Regions from separate parts of the Homo sapiens genome. Here all the other regions are linked to region 2. The links are chromatin contacts, found by Hi-C or POLR2A ChIA-PET in ENCODE. All regions are on one chromosome and are shown on one strand. Each heading gives the region's core, a stretch centred on a gene start or an enhancer-like site at or near the end of the contact. The rest is flanking DNA. Distances are from core to core; before and after follow the strand shown.

Region 1 (3,920 bases), core at 1,144-3,643, 5.3 Mb before region 2:
TGATTTTCCAAATACTTGAACTTCAGCAAAACATTTTTTAAAAACTCACATAAATATTGAGTACAAAAAGCTGTAACATAGAAACATTTTCTGAAAGTCTTTCTAAAAGTCTCATCAATAGAACTTTACTATGTAGACTTTCAAATGGCTCATGAAAATAATTTCAGATTATGCTAGCAGTCAGTGTGCTTAATAAATAATAGGCACCAAATAATATCTGATTTTTTTTTTAAGACACAAAGTCTACTCTGTCCCTAAGCTGGAGTGCAGTGGTGCAATCATAGCTCACTGCTGTCTCTTACTCCTGGGCTCAAGCAATCCTCTCACCTCAGCCTCCAAAATAGCTGGAACTACAGGCGTGAGTCACTGCGCCTGACTCCTTATTACTATTATCCAGTCCAGTACCCTCATGATAAACCTGGGGCCCGGACAGGTGCTCCTGCCACCATAGGCTACTCACTGCCAACAGAATCAAGTTCAACCTCTGTGCTTGGCATTTAAGGCTCTATTGACTCTGGACCCAGGCTTGTTCTCCAGTACCTTCCCCAGAAAGACCCTACTACCCCATGTTTTCCCAACAGATTACCATTCGAGTACAAAGAACCAGCTAGTTCTTTGCTCCCGTTCTCCTCTCTAAAATCTCCCACCCTAGGCAGAGGTTGCAGTGAGTTCAGATCGCGCCATTGCACTCCAGCCTGGGCAACAAGAGCGAAACTCTAGCTCAAAAAAAAAAAAAAAAAAAAATCTCCCAACGTATGAATCTGCCCAGTGATTTTCTATCCATCTATCAATCTTAAATGCCACCTCCTCTATGAAGCCCTTCCTGATTCCCTTAGGTAATCCCATTCCCTCTAGACTTAGTCTATACTTAATCCTTTTACAGCACTTACCAGAGACTGCCTCATATCATAGTGAAGTATGCACACGTCTAACTCTTCCACTAGATTATCAGCTCCTTGATGATATGGGTTGATTCACAGTCATTTCTGTATCCTTCACATCCCCGGGAAAAGCAACCTACACACAGTAGGTGGTCAATAAATGTTTACTCTCTCACCAATAGTATGTTTCCATGTTGCTACTGTACATTTCCCTTCCATGTACCTCCGCAACAGAAAGCAGGCCTTTTCACTGAGTCATGCAATATTTAATGAGCCCATAAATGGGAAGCACTGTCCCAGGCCCTGTAGACTCAGAGATAATAAGACACACAGCCTGTAGGATTCAAGGAACTCAGAACCCACGTACAAGTAAGTGTTTTAAAAATACAAAATAATGCAATAAACACACAAAAAAGAGGTATGTGCAGGGCTTAGGGGAACACAAAGGTGTGTGCCGCACCTAGAGGTGGGCAAAAGTCAGGGTCACGAACACTCTTGTACAGTGTGTAACAAGAGCTGAACATTCACTGCCAGATCCTCATGGATGTTTCAGTAGTTAGAAAATCTAAAAATACTAATCATGAAATTGACCTATTGAAGGCATAGTCCGGCTGTGTTGTGGATGCAGACTTTAATTCAAAAGTCAAGGAATTCACTGCACCTGGAAAAGTAACTCTCTTTTCTCCGTCTGTCTCTTCTCGGTTGCGGTTTGGAAACAGAGACACTGAAGGAGCTGTCTTGAATAGTTAACACGGCCAGAACGTCAGTGCATGTAAAAAGAATTTTAAAGTGTGACTACATTTTTATTGAGAACTCCCTCTTTCCCCAGGTGGATCTGCAGGGCAGTCACCTTCATCCTGATCCATAACTGCACATTTACTGTTTGCATCTCCCGCCAGACGGTACGCCCCACGAGGCAGGCGCTGAGCTCAGGATCTCACTCCCCTCCGAGAGCCGGGCGGCCCCAGGCCTGGACCATAGTGTGTGCTCCACAAATGAATGAAAGGTCTCCTTTTTCACTTCCACTTATTTGCGGGATCCAGGCCTAGCGTCGCTCTTTTGCCCTTAGCTGCAGATCTGAAGTGGGGCTGCCCGACCCCAATTCCCGGACGCTTTTCACCCCAGCCCCGGAGACTCCAGCCCCGTTTAAATCCTGACACTCGGAAACTCTCTTCTAACACTTGCAAGGTACCCCTTTTACCTATAAAAGGCTCTCGGGCCGCGAGATCGCCGTCAGAGCAAAGCCAGGCTACTACCGCAGGTACCAAGACAGTGGCACCGCCCGCGCCTCCGGAACAGGAAACCGAGGGAATTAAAAAGCAAACCTGAGAAAGCTGGGCCAAGGGAGGGAAAACTCTTCAGCCCACCGCAGGGCCTTGTGCGCGGTGATTGGCGCGTCAACGAAAGCGATGGACGTCTAGACCAATCGTCAGCAAAAGACCCTTTGGAGCCCGCGCCCCCTCCCCCTACGTCCTCCAATCCGAAAACGCAACCGGGTGAGGGAGCGCTTCCGCCCGGAGAGAGCTGGCCGGGATGAGGCGCCGGCTTTCCCGGGTCTTCTCCAGCTGCCACCGCTTTACTGCAAAACTGACGGGCGCAAAAACATGAGTGACTCCGCGGGAGGGCGCGCTGGTCTCCGGCGTTACCCCAAGCTCCCAGTGTGGGTGGTGGAGGATCATCAGGAGGTGAGCGGACGGCAACAGGGCTCTGGGGCAGAATCAGCGGAAGCCCTGACGCTCAGAGGGCCAAGCAGAGGGCGCAACCTTAGCATCGGAGGCCAGAGAGTTAACCAGAGTTAAACTGCCCTATTCCGTTGCTGTGGAGAGGACCCCAAAACAGCTAACTAGGAAGAATGAGAACTGACATTTATGGGCGCTTCCTACGAGTCGGGGCAACTTATTTACCTCGGTTTGCCCCCAAATCCCAGAACCAAACAAAAGGTGGCATCGGGATTCGAAACCGGACAGTCTGGCTGCAGAGCCCTGTGTTCTTAACCTGCAGTTAACTCTGGCTTCCAAGTATCTCCTGGAATCGCCACCACAGCCCTGCTGTTTAGATGGGAGGCTTTATGCTTGGAACGTGGGCTCTGATCTGAAATGGGGACAGTAATCGTAGGACTCACAGGGCTCTTAGGAGTATTATTGTGTGCATACTGTGTTTAAAAATCTTTTTTTTTTCTTTTTTGAGACGGAGTCTCTCTCTGTTACCCAGACTGGAGTGCAGTGGCGCGATCTCGGCTCACTGCAACCTCCGCCTCCTGGGTTCGAGCGATTCTTCTGTCTCAGCCTCCTGAGTAGCTGGGATCACAGGCACGCATCACCGTACCCAGCTAATTTTTGTATTTTTAGTAGAGACGGGGCTTCGCCACGTTAGCCAGGATGGTCTGAAAGTCTGACCTCACGTGATCGGCCCCCGCCGGCCTCCCAAAGTGCTGGGATTGCAGGCGTGAGCTACTGCGCACGGCCCATATTGCGTAAAAAAAAAAAAAAATTTAACACGGTGCCCTGCATAGATAAACACTAAAAGGGGTTTCCATGTTTATGGCCGTGCTGATTTACAGTAGCCAAATTGGTGTCTTAATCTAGACTTTTCCAAGTCAACAAAGGAGGCCCATGGATCTAATAAATATGTTTTAAAGTAGCATCAGTAGGCTTGGGATGGGAGGCAGTTCTCTGGACGTTAAAAAAGAAGAGGGATTTACTGTTGGTGACAGCTAATAGGAGAGGAAGATAGGTTTCTCAGGACCTGGATATAGTGTCTATGACCTTGAGAGAATGAGAAAGCCTAGGTTAGACGGTGCTTTCAAATTAGGTATTAAACCTAGAATTAGAGAAGATGTAAGAGGAGAAATGGCCTTTATAGACCACCTAGCCCAACCCCACCATTCTAAGTGTACCAAAAAGACCCTAACCAGCCTGGACAGCAGAGCGAAATCCCATCTCTACAAAAATAGAAGTGAAAAAATTAGCTGGGCGTAGTGGTGCGTGCCTGTAATCCCAGCTACTCAGGAGACTGAGGTGGGAGGATCGTGTGAACCCA
Region 2 (4,226 bases), core at 46-2,545:
AGGATGCCAGGGCAGGCCCGCCCCCACCCTCAACGGCGCGCGGGGACTTCTGCCGCAGTCAAGGCTTTGGCTCACTCCCCTCAAGACGGGAAGCCATTCGCAGGGCCTAGAGAAAAGGAGTGACAGGATCTTGGCCCCCTGAGTGGCCTGAGGCAAAAGGAATAATCTAAGCAAGTTTTCCTACTTACTTTTAGCGCACTGGTACACACACAAATACACAATACAATTCATATAACACGAATTTCGTCCCGGTTGAGTAAAATTCCGCTTACCTACTGCACTTTTTACCGAAAATAGCCCCTTTTTAATTTACACAAACTTAATAGAGAACGGTGGAACAATGGTTACTTCTTGTTTTACAATTTAAAAACTACAACAACCATAGTACTGTACGTATAATCACATATTGTATTCCAGCCTTGTCCAGCGCCTCAGTTTTCCGAACCTAAAGAGGAAAACGATGTTTGAAATCAGCTGGCCGCAGGCCCGCGGGTCGCCCGCAGTCACCGGTGGCTGAGTCGGGGCCGGCGGTTCTCCCCGCGCGCTCGGCTCCACCCACACCTAGAGGGGGGCGCCCGGGCAGCCGCGGGCGAGCTTCTCGCTCGCGCAGCGTCGCCTACAGGCCTTTATCCTGACCGTTAGAGAAGAACCCAAACCTCTGCCGACAAAAAGCAAAAGCAGCGGAGACCGCGTATTTCCAGAAATAAACGCATCATCACAAACACGATTCCAATTCAATCCAGCCGACAGTCGTCTTCACCTCCAAAGGTTGCGTTCTTATTCGCAGAAATAACACGCAGTCGGGCGTAAGGTCCCGGCTCTCAAAAGGCAAGGTGTACGATCCATCCATCCACCCGGCTGCAGGGACACCATTTAAAACGGGCATCATCGCCATCGAATCGCGGGCGTCCTCTGTGGGGCCGCCCGGAGATCGGCTCCCTAAAGCTAACGACGACCTGGGACAGCCAGCGCGGCCTCCAGCCGCCGCCGTCGGCGACCTGAGAGCCCGTCCGGGCCTGAGTGCCCCCCACGCTCACGACCACCACCGAACTCGGGCCCCGCTCCTGTCGGCCTCCAGGAAAATAAAGACAGAGGAGAGCCGGCCCGCCTGTGTCGCAGGGCAAACGTCGCTCTGAAGCATCGACAATACTGGCAACATCCACAGCCGCCCTGAGGGGACGGGCGTAGAGGAGAGCTGCCGCCTCCCGGCTGCTGGGCCCGGGTGCCGCGCGGCGCGGCCGAGGACGCGAGCCCAAGTGGCGGCAGCGGCGGCTGCGGCGGTGGCGGAAGTGGAGTGGGGAAGAGGGGGTGGTTGTTAGTGTTTGGCGCCGGCGGAGGGAGTCATTCCTGCAGCTGCACTTCCGGTCGGCATTTTGTTCTGAGAGGGAGAGACGGAACGAGAGAGAGACACACACAGGGCTCCTTCCCCCCGCCCTCCCCCCCCTCCCTCCGTCGGTACCGACTCACCCGACACCACCAAGCCGCAGGGAGGGACGCCCCCGCCGACAGGAGAATTGGTTCCCGGGCCCGCGGCGATGCCCCCCCGGTAGCTCGGGCCCGTGGTCGGGTGTTTGTGAGTGTTTCTATGTGGGAGAAGGAGGAGGAGGAGGAAGAAGAAGCAACGATTTGTCTTCTCGGCTGGTCTCCCCCCGGCTCTACATGTTCCCCGCACTGAGGAGACGGAAGAGGAGCCGTAGCCACCCCCCCTCCCGGCCCGGATTATAGTCTCTCGCCACAGCGGCCTCGGCCTCCCCTTGGATTCAGACGCCGATTCGCCCAGGTAAATTCCTGCTCTTTATTTCGGCGGCGGCGGCGGCGGCGCCGGCGCCAGGTCCTCAGCGTCTCTCCTCCTCGCTCCCCTCCCCGCCGTTTCCTTAGCGGCCCCAGGTCTCTTCCACAGGCGAGTCTAGAGTTCGCTCCTCTCTGGTGGCAGCCGCCTTGGGTAGCGGTGGTTTTGTACCCTCTCCCGGCCGGCTCCGGTGGCGGGGACTGGGCTCCTGCTGGGCGGCCGGGGAGGCGTAGGCCCGGCGGAGAGTGCAGGCCGCGGGCCAGCGGAATCTACTTGAGCTCGGGGATTAGGAGAGCTCCGGGCTGAGCGGAGCGACTGCTGGTCGGTGACAGGCCTCGCCCGGGAGTGGAGCCGTAGCTAGTGGGGAGGCGGAAACAATACAACTAACAGCAAATGTGCCCTGATCGTCCCCATATTTACAACTTTCCCGGTCCGGGAGTGGGGAACGTCCCAGTGAAACAAACAACCTCCCTTCTTCCCCCTGTGACCCCATGAAGGGAGGAAGTAGTTTCAGTTAGTGAGACAAACGTAAATACTCAGACGCGGATCCAGTGGTAATTCTTTCTCTTTCTAAAACTTGTTTGGACGTTGGAAAGTTCATAAAGACTCATTTTCTTTTTTAAAGAATTAAATCGTCCACATGAATATTTAATACAGAAAAACATACTGTGGTAGACACTGCACATCTCCCCCTCCCCAAGAGCTTTTATCTTGTTGTTTTGACAGTGTGTTGTTGCACATGGACTTTTTATTCAAAGACAAGTATAAAGTACTTGACAGGTTTACTCTGCCACTTTCTATTTGTATGCGTTATGTAAGGGCAGTTTTAAGCGACTATACGTAAAACACTCAGGTACTTCCTGACCAAAACGTGTAGGAGCATACAAAGAATTTTAAGTGTTCTGAGAATTGTGCTGAGATACGGGTAAAACCACTTTTCTTTTCTTTTTCCAAAAAAGAAATTAAGTTATACTTAAAATCCTTGGGAGGTTAAAAAATTGTAGAAGGTGCCATCCTTTTATGTCAGGGCAGTTCTTCTTGAGGTCCCAGGATTGTCATTGGCTGTTTGTGCCATGATGTTTGACTGTGTAATGAGAGAGGTGTCATTTTAATAGGTTAAATGTATCTGTAAATGCTGGAGAAAAATATCAGTTCTAACTTGACAAGTTCTAGTTCATGAGTAAGTTAAGTGTTTCGAGCTTGTTTATGGAGGCGTTCATAATGTAGGTTGGTATAAGGGGGAAACACCAATTTAAAATTCCTCAGTCAGGCAAATTGCTAGAAAAGTGTACCTGGGTTACACGTTTTGATATTTTGTTTCATATTCGCTGAAGGAAAACTTTCATTGGTTAAAATGAAGCAGCACTGCTCAGCGAAATCCCTTGTTTTACTAGTGTTTGTTACATTGGTTCATATTTTTTGTGTCATTAAATTATTGTCACTGTAGAATAAGTTATTTTGTGGAGGTTATTTTTGAGTTTAGCGTCCTGATTACAATAAATTGTTTCACATTTCCTGCAAACGTACGGATAAATGTTTAAAAGAATGAAGTTAATATAGCTGTCACGTACTAGGCATGTTTTTAATGCTATAAATCCGTGTAGTAGTCAGTAGCGTGTCCGTGATTTGTATTGGTCAGGGAGCAGTTTGAATTTTAAAAAGCCTGAAGCTCCTGCTGAGCCCCAATCCCGGCCTCCCTCCCTCCCACTAATCTCCCATTCCTGTCTTTGTGCTGCCTGCTCCTGTTAGACACTGTTTGCTACGGGGCCTCAGGCCTACTGCGGGTGGGGGGGTGTGCGAGTGGGGGGCATGCCAGGGAGGGAATGCAGACGGGAGGAATACTTCACATCTTAAGAAAGCAGAGGGTTTGTTTTTTTGGGGATGGAGGTGGTAAGGGCTTCATTATAAATGTTTAAAAGGCCTTCATATATTCCTGTGATTGTCTCTACAACTTTTATTTCAAGGGATAAACATATTTTTACTAAAGATAATAGAGGAGTTGTGCTTGCTTAATTTTCACGAACTGAAGCAACTTATTTTTAGAGGTTGTCTTATGCAGATGTTTGAATAAGTGTGTTAGAGATGGGTTTATGTGATTGATTCTTTTTTTTCCTGAGACTTTGGAATTGTTATAGTGAATTAGTTCTTCCCAACTTATTTTCCCAATTCTACATATTTAGTAATTTGTGAGTAATATAGGTTGTGTGATAGCTTTCATTATGATAGCATAAACATTTCTTTAAATTTAAAAATATGTTTTGTTTGGTCCAAACCAATTAAATACGTCATTTTTAAAGGAGAAAACATTGTGTAAAATTCAAATTGTAAAATTTAAACTTGAACTTTAAATCTCTGATAACCTAGTTGGAGAGAATAGTTTGTTTCCCTAAAGAGTGTAGAGTGTTCTGCTTCCCCTCTGTTGGTTGGAATATTCACT
Region 3 (4,350 bases), core at 1,685-4,184, 6.7 Mb after region 2:
TGGTCTCGAACTCCTGACCTCAGGCAATCCGCCTGCCTTGGCCACAAAGTGCTGGGATTACAGGCATGAGCCACCGCGCCCGGCCAATTTTTTATATTGATTTAAAAACCCATAGGTTTTTGTAATTGGTACTTACATGAATATGCAAAGGACAATATTCACAGTAGTATGCCATGAGCTAGTTTTTTAAATGCTCACAGAAATTTCAAATGCAAACTGGTTTTACTTATGTAGCTTAAACAAATGCCAATTGTTGAACTTTGTGCTGGCTCTTTAATATCAGTTCTCTTTTTTCTTCCAGTTAATGTTGATTAGCATCAGCTCATTTAGTCAGTTAACATTTATTTCCTAAAATCAAACACTCTTGATTGGTCAGCCTGGGAGAAGAGGGCTAAGATTAAGGTTAGTGATGGTTCCCTTAAAACCTGTCGAGTGTCTGCATTGTTAGACACACTGAAATCTAAGAATCCCATCTCTCTGGGGCTGTTCACTTTACTAATAATTATTTATAAAAGGGAAGCTGAGACAATAAATTGCCAATAACCATGTAACATAATAACCACAATGAAAAGACATTAAAGCTACCTTTTCTGTAGCCTGATTTTACCTAGATGGTGGGTTTTGGTAACAAGCCATCACTAGAGGTCAGTTTTTGATTACATGTCTTCTCAGGTTCAGCCTATGTTTTGATTTTTGGCTACTGGGCACCTCTCTGGTTTTTAGGCTTTAAAGCAGATCCAAATGTTATATTATAGTCTTGTAAATGTTTCATCCTTTTTGCTTCTGATAGATTAGAACTCTAATTATTAAAAACTATTTTTAAGCATTTGTGACTACAAAAACTCCTAAACTTCAAATGGTTTAAATTTTGATGTTTATTTTAATTTTAAAATATTTTAAAAATTATTCAATAATAGAACAATCTGTAATGAAAACTTACACATATGTGAGAGGTACTATTTTAAGATGAGAGTTTGCAGGTCAAATTAGTCAGGGAGGAAAGAGTAGAAGTCAGAGTGGGAAAGGCCCTTAAAACTTAATAGGGAATATCAAATCTCTACAAAAATTTTATTCAAGACAGTGTCTAAGACTTAGAAGCAACTAACTTAAAAGCAAACTTTTGGAACTTAATCCTATTTTCATTGGGGACTCCGTTTATGAATAATATGCTGTAATTATACGTAGAAGCTTAAGGACTGAAACAGAGCATTCCAAATGACAAATGTTTTCTCCTGAAGAAATGGCACCCAAATTATGTTGTACAAGTAAGCGGAATAAAATAATCATATGCTTGTTATTAAAATTATCATATGCCTAACATTCATGATTTTCAAAAGTGAAAAACAGTATGTTATCTTTGAGTTTGTTTTCATGTGATATAAATTTATAAGCAAGTCAAAATTAAATAATGTACTGAGCATTAATTTAAGCCAGGATTTTTCAGCCTCAGCACTATTGACATTTGGGGCTGGATAATGCTTCGTCGTGAGGGGCTGTGTAGTGTGAGGTGTTCAGTAATATCCCTGGCCCCAACCCATTAGATAGGTCCCCTCTCCAATTGTGACAACCAAAATGTCTCTAGACATTGCCAAATATCCCTCGGAACTAAATTGTCCCCAGTTGGGAACCACGAATTATTAATCCCTAAAAGACAAAGCAGCAACTCCTGACCCCTACAAAAAGTTTTAAATCAATAACTTAGTTTAAAATCCTTACTAAGTGGGATCATTACTAATCTCACTTCATTGTACCTTCAGTATCTGGAAACCGTCCCTATGGTCACACTTACCACGGCTCATTATTATTTTAAAACATGGGGCTGTGTCATTTCCTGTCTGTGAGTTTGGACTGCAGTGGGAATCCATTAGTTGAATGACCTTCTGTGTAGGTTAATCACAAGACAAGTTCTCAAACTAAGGGTTTCCCTGCGGCTCATTTCTTTTTAAAGTTATGGAATACCTGTTCTGCTTATACCTTTTAGATTCATAATTATTTTTCTTGTATCAAAATTTCAATTAATAGAAATAAATGACGTTACTGACACTTCATGATGATTAAGTTTTGGGCAAGTGAACCATTTTACACTCTATTTTTTATTCCTCCCACTTTTAGTCAGAATACACCTGCAGAATAAGTAACAGAACTGTGTGAAAAGAACGACTAGGTCATTACGGTTAATAGTTTTAGAAAAACAGCCGAGGCCTGGTCTGGAAAGCTCACAACCTCCACCCAGATGCTTTCCAGCCTCGGGGATATTCGTACTAGCAGTGACACTAGCCAGCTTCCTCTAGGCTGGCTCTGATGTTGGAAGACAAGCACGCAGATGTGTGTTACTTTTCAAGCCTGGACATCGTTTCTGAGGAATTTAACTCCACCTCTCCTGCCAGAATGGAAAATCAACGCCCCCCATTCCCGCCCTTCACCAACCCCTCTCCGCCTGCCCCTTTCCCTTGGGTCCTCTCTGTTACAGAAGTTCTGATTTTTCCTAGCGAGCTGGAGGAAAGGCAGGTACCCGGAGTGGAGTTATATTACCTGTTTCTTTGTTCTGATGGGACCCCAGAGAGGACATCACGCTTTGTAACTGGTTCTTCAAGGGGAGAAGCAAATGTGTCCCTGAAAACTTCAGCTGCCGCGTTTGGCACCAGGTTTGATTGACAAGGACTGGCGGAGGGAAAGCGCGGAGGCTGGGCTGGGGGCCGCAGGCCGAGGCAGAGACAAAGAGGTTTCGCCTGTCCCCGAGAGTGGAAGGGCCCCTGGGGGTAACTAGCCTTTGAGCTCAAAGGGGCATTTCGTGAGGTCGCCTTTTGGTTCGGAGAGCGCGCGGCGATCGGGTGGAGGGGGCCTGGCGGGAAGAAAGCTGGGGCGGGGAAGGGGCGCGGGCCGAGGTGGGAGCGGAGCTGCAGTCACGTGGCCGCCCGCCGCCGCGGAGTTGGGGCTGTTCTTCCGGGTTGGAGGCGCAGCGCCGCGGGGCCCAAGCCCGGGTCTGCCAGCGCGACGTCCTCTCGCGGCCCTCAGGGCACAGCCCAAGGCTGTCAGCCTCCCGGCCCAGGTGAGCGCGACGGCACTGGCGGGTGCGGGCAGCCGGGGCGCGCGCCTAGGGCGCAGCTGGGAAAGGGGCTCGGGCCTTTCCTGAAGACCACGGCCCTCGCCGGGAGAGAGACCTGTCAAAGAGCAAAGCGGGGCGGGGTCGGCGGTGTCCCGGGCGCAGGGTGCATTGGGGTGTCCGCAGGCCGCAGGCTTAGGTGGGGAAGAAGCACCGTGCCTCTTGGTGTCCCTTTCTCGTCTCCTGCTGGGGCGATGTCGAAGGGAGTGGGCTGGTGGATTTGGGAACTGGGTCCCCGAAGAGGGCAGGGAATGAGGCGGCAGCTGTGCAGGTGCAGATATTTGCAGCTTTGGGGGACAGCGAGAGTCGTACGGGGTCATTTCGGCCCTCAAGATCGGGGGTGGTGGAGAGGGAGGTCATAGAGGACTTTCGATGGGCGGTTCATCCAGAGAGGTGGCAGCTGGATGCCCTTGAGGTATGCTTGACCCTTGAGGGAGTTCGGAGAGGGTGTCCGGCTGGGGACATAGGAGATTGCGAGCACAAATTGTGAGTGTGAGTTGGGGCGGTCTGGCGGTGGTGGGTACAAGTTTCTGGGGCCTAGGCTGGTGAGGAGGAAGAGACAGCGGAGAGGGCGACCTGGGCAGAGCTAGTTCAAACTCAACAGCCGGAATGACTATTTGCAGCCGTGGCCAATCGGCTTCCTAGGGAGGTTATAAATAGCGGTCTCGTGCAGATGCCAGCGGGTGGCAGTTAGTTGCCGAGCAAGGGACGGCACCGGTGGCAGTAGCCGTGACACCAGTGGCTTTGGGTGAGGTCACGGCGCCTGCCAGCCGAAGCTGGCTCAGTAGGGTATTGTGTCCTTGCTGGTATGTCTCGCTTTTAAAAGCGTGACTTGTTTATGGTTGCCGGTGTCCTTTATTCACCCTGTGGCGCCGGCCAGTCCTTAGGTGGTCTGTTTGTCAGGAGTCTTGTAGGACAGACTTATTCGGAGAAGCGCGTGGGGCTTAGGTGCCTACCTACTCTTCTTATTTAAAGTGTGCCCCTTTTCTTCATTGCACCCCTTTTATTTGTAAACCTTGACTTTTTATTAACAGACAGTTTAGGATTGCCTTCTTTCCAGCAGGTGCGCTTAGGCTGCTTACCTTGGTGATAGAATCAGTTTTCCACAAGGCTACACAAACATTTCCTTTTCAAAGGAAATTTTCCGAAAATCCTTGGAAAATGTGCTCAATAGGTACTTAGGCTTAAGGTCACCTAGCCCTATTCATTCAGTCAAAAATACTGACTTCCTCTGTGTTGTGCAAAGC

Evidence for each region. Hi-C counts contacts between places; a loop is a spot of excess contacts on that map. ChIA-PET counts read pairs that join two places held with the same protein, here RNA polymerase II (POLR2A). Pooled maps may share reads with other maps.
Region 1: a map of CD8-positive, alpha-beta T cell shows a loop between it and region 2 (14-fold over the local background). The contact joins the promoter of C5orf22 here to the promoter of NIPBL-DT in region 2. A Hi-C loop is called at or near these places in 2 of 168 maps with a recorded cell type or tissue (CD8-positive, alpha-beta T cell and naive thymus-derived CD4-positive, alpha-beta T cell) and 16 of 50 pooled maps.
Region 3: a map of naive thymus-derived CD4-positive, alpha-beta T cell shows a loop between it and region 2 (19-fold over the local background). The contact joins the promoter of NNT here to the promoter of NIPBL-DT in region 2. A Hi-C loop is called at or near these places in 1 of 168 maps with a recorded cell type or tissue (naive thymus-derived CD4-positive, alpha-beta T cell) and 6 of 50 pooled maps. POLR2A ChIA-PET finds 5 or more read pairs at or near these places in 1 of 52 experiments (activated B cell).

Annotation. Positions count from the first base shown.
Region 1 is chr5:31,529,908-31,533,827 of GRCh38, forward strand. C5orf22 (chromosome 5 open reading frame 22) reads left to right here and starts at 2,394. Exons shown (of 9, transcript NM_018356.3): 1 at 2,394-2,566. The coding sequence starts at 2,486. DROSHA (drosha ribonuclease III) reads right to left here and starts at 2,186. Exons shown (of 36, transcript NM_001382508.1): 1 at 2,083-2,186; 2 at 1,543-1,618; 3 at 891-1,017. RefSeq lists enhancers at 2,266-2,435, 2,466-2,515, 2,566-2,615.
Region 2 is chr5:36,875,399-36,879,624 of GRCh38, forward strand. NIPBL-DT (NIPBL divergent transcript) reads right to left here and starts at 1,296. Exons shown (of 1, transcript NR_046262.1): 1 at 1-1,296. It overlaps NIPBL (NIPBL cohesin loading factor), which reads left to right and starts at 1,371. Exons shown (of 47, transcript NM_133433.4): 1 at 1,371-1,780. RefSeq lists an enhancer at 667-716 and silencers at 1,127-1,236, 1,877-1,996.
Region 3 is chr5:43,600,246-43,604,595 of GRCh38, forward strand. It overlaps NNT (nicotinamide nucleotide transhydrogenase), which reads left to right and starts at 2,935. Exons shown (of 22, transcript NM_182977.3): 1 at 2,935-3,049. NNT-AS1 (NNT antisense RNA 1) reads right to left here and starts at 2,985. Exons shown (of 3, transcript NR_073113.1): 1 at 2,533-2,985. RefSeq lists an enhancer at 959-1,128, a cis regulatory region at 1,044 and silencers at 2,283-2,502, 2,766-2,855, 2,976-3,195.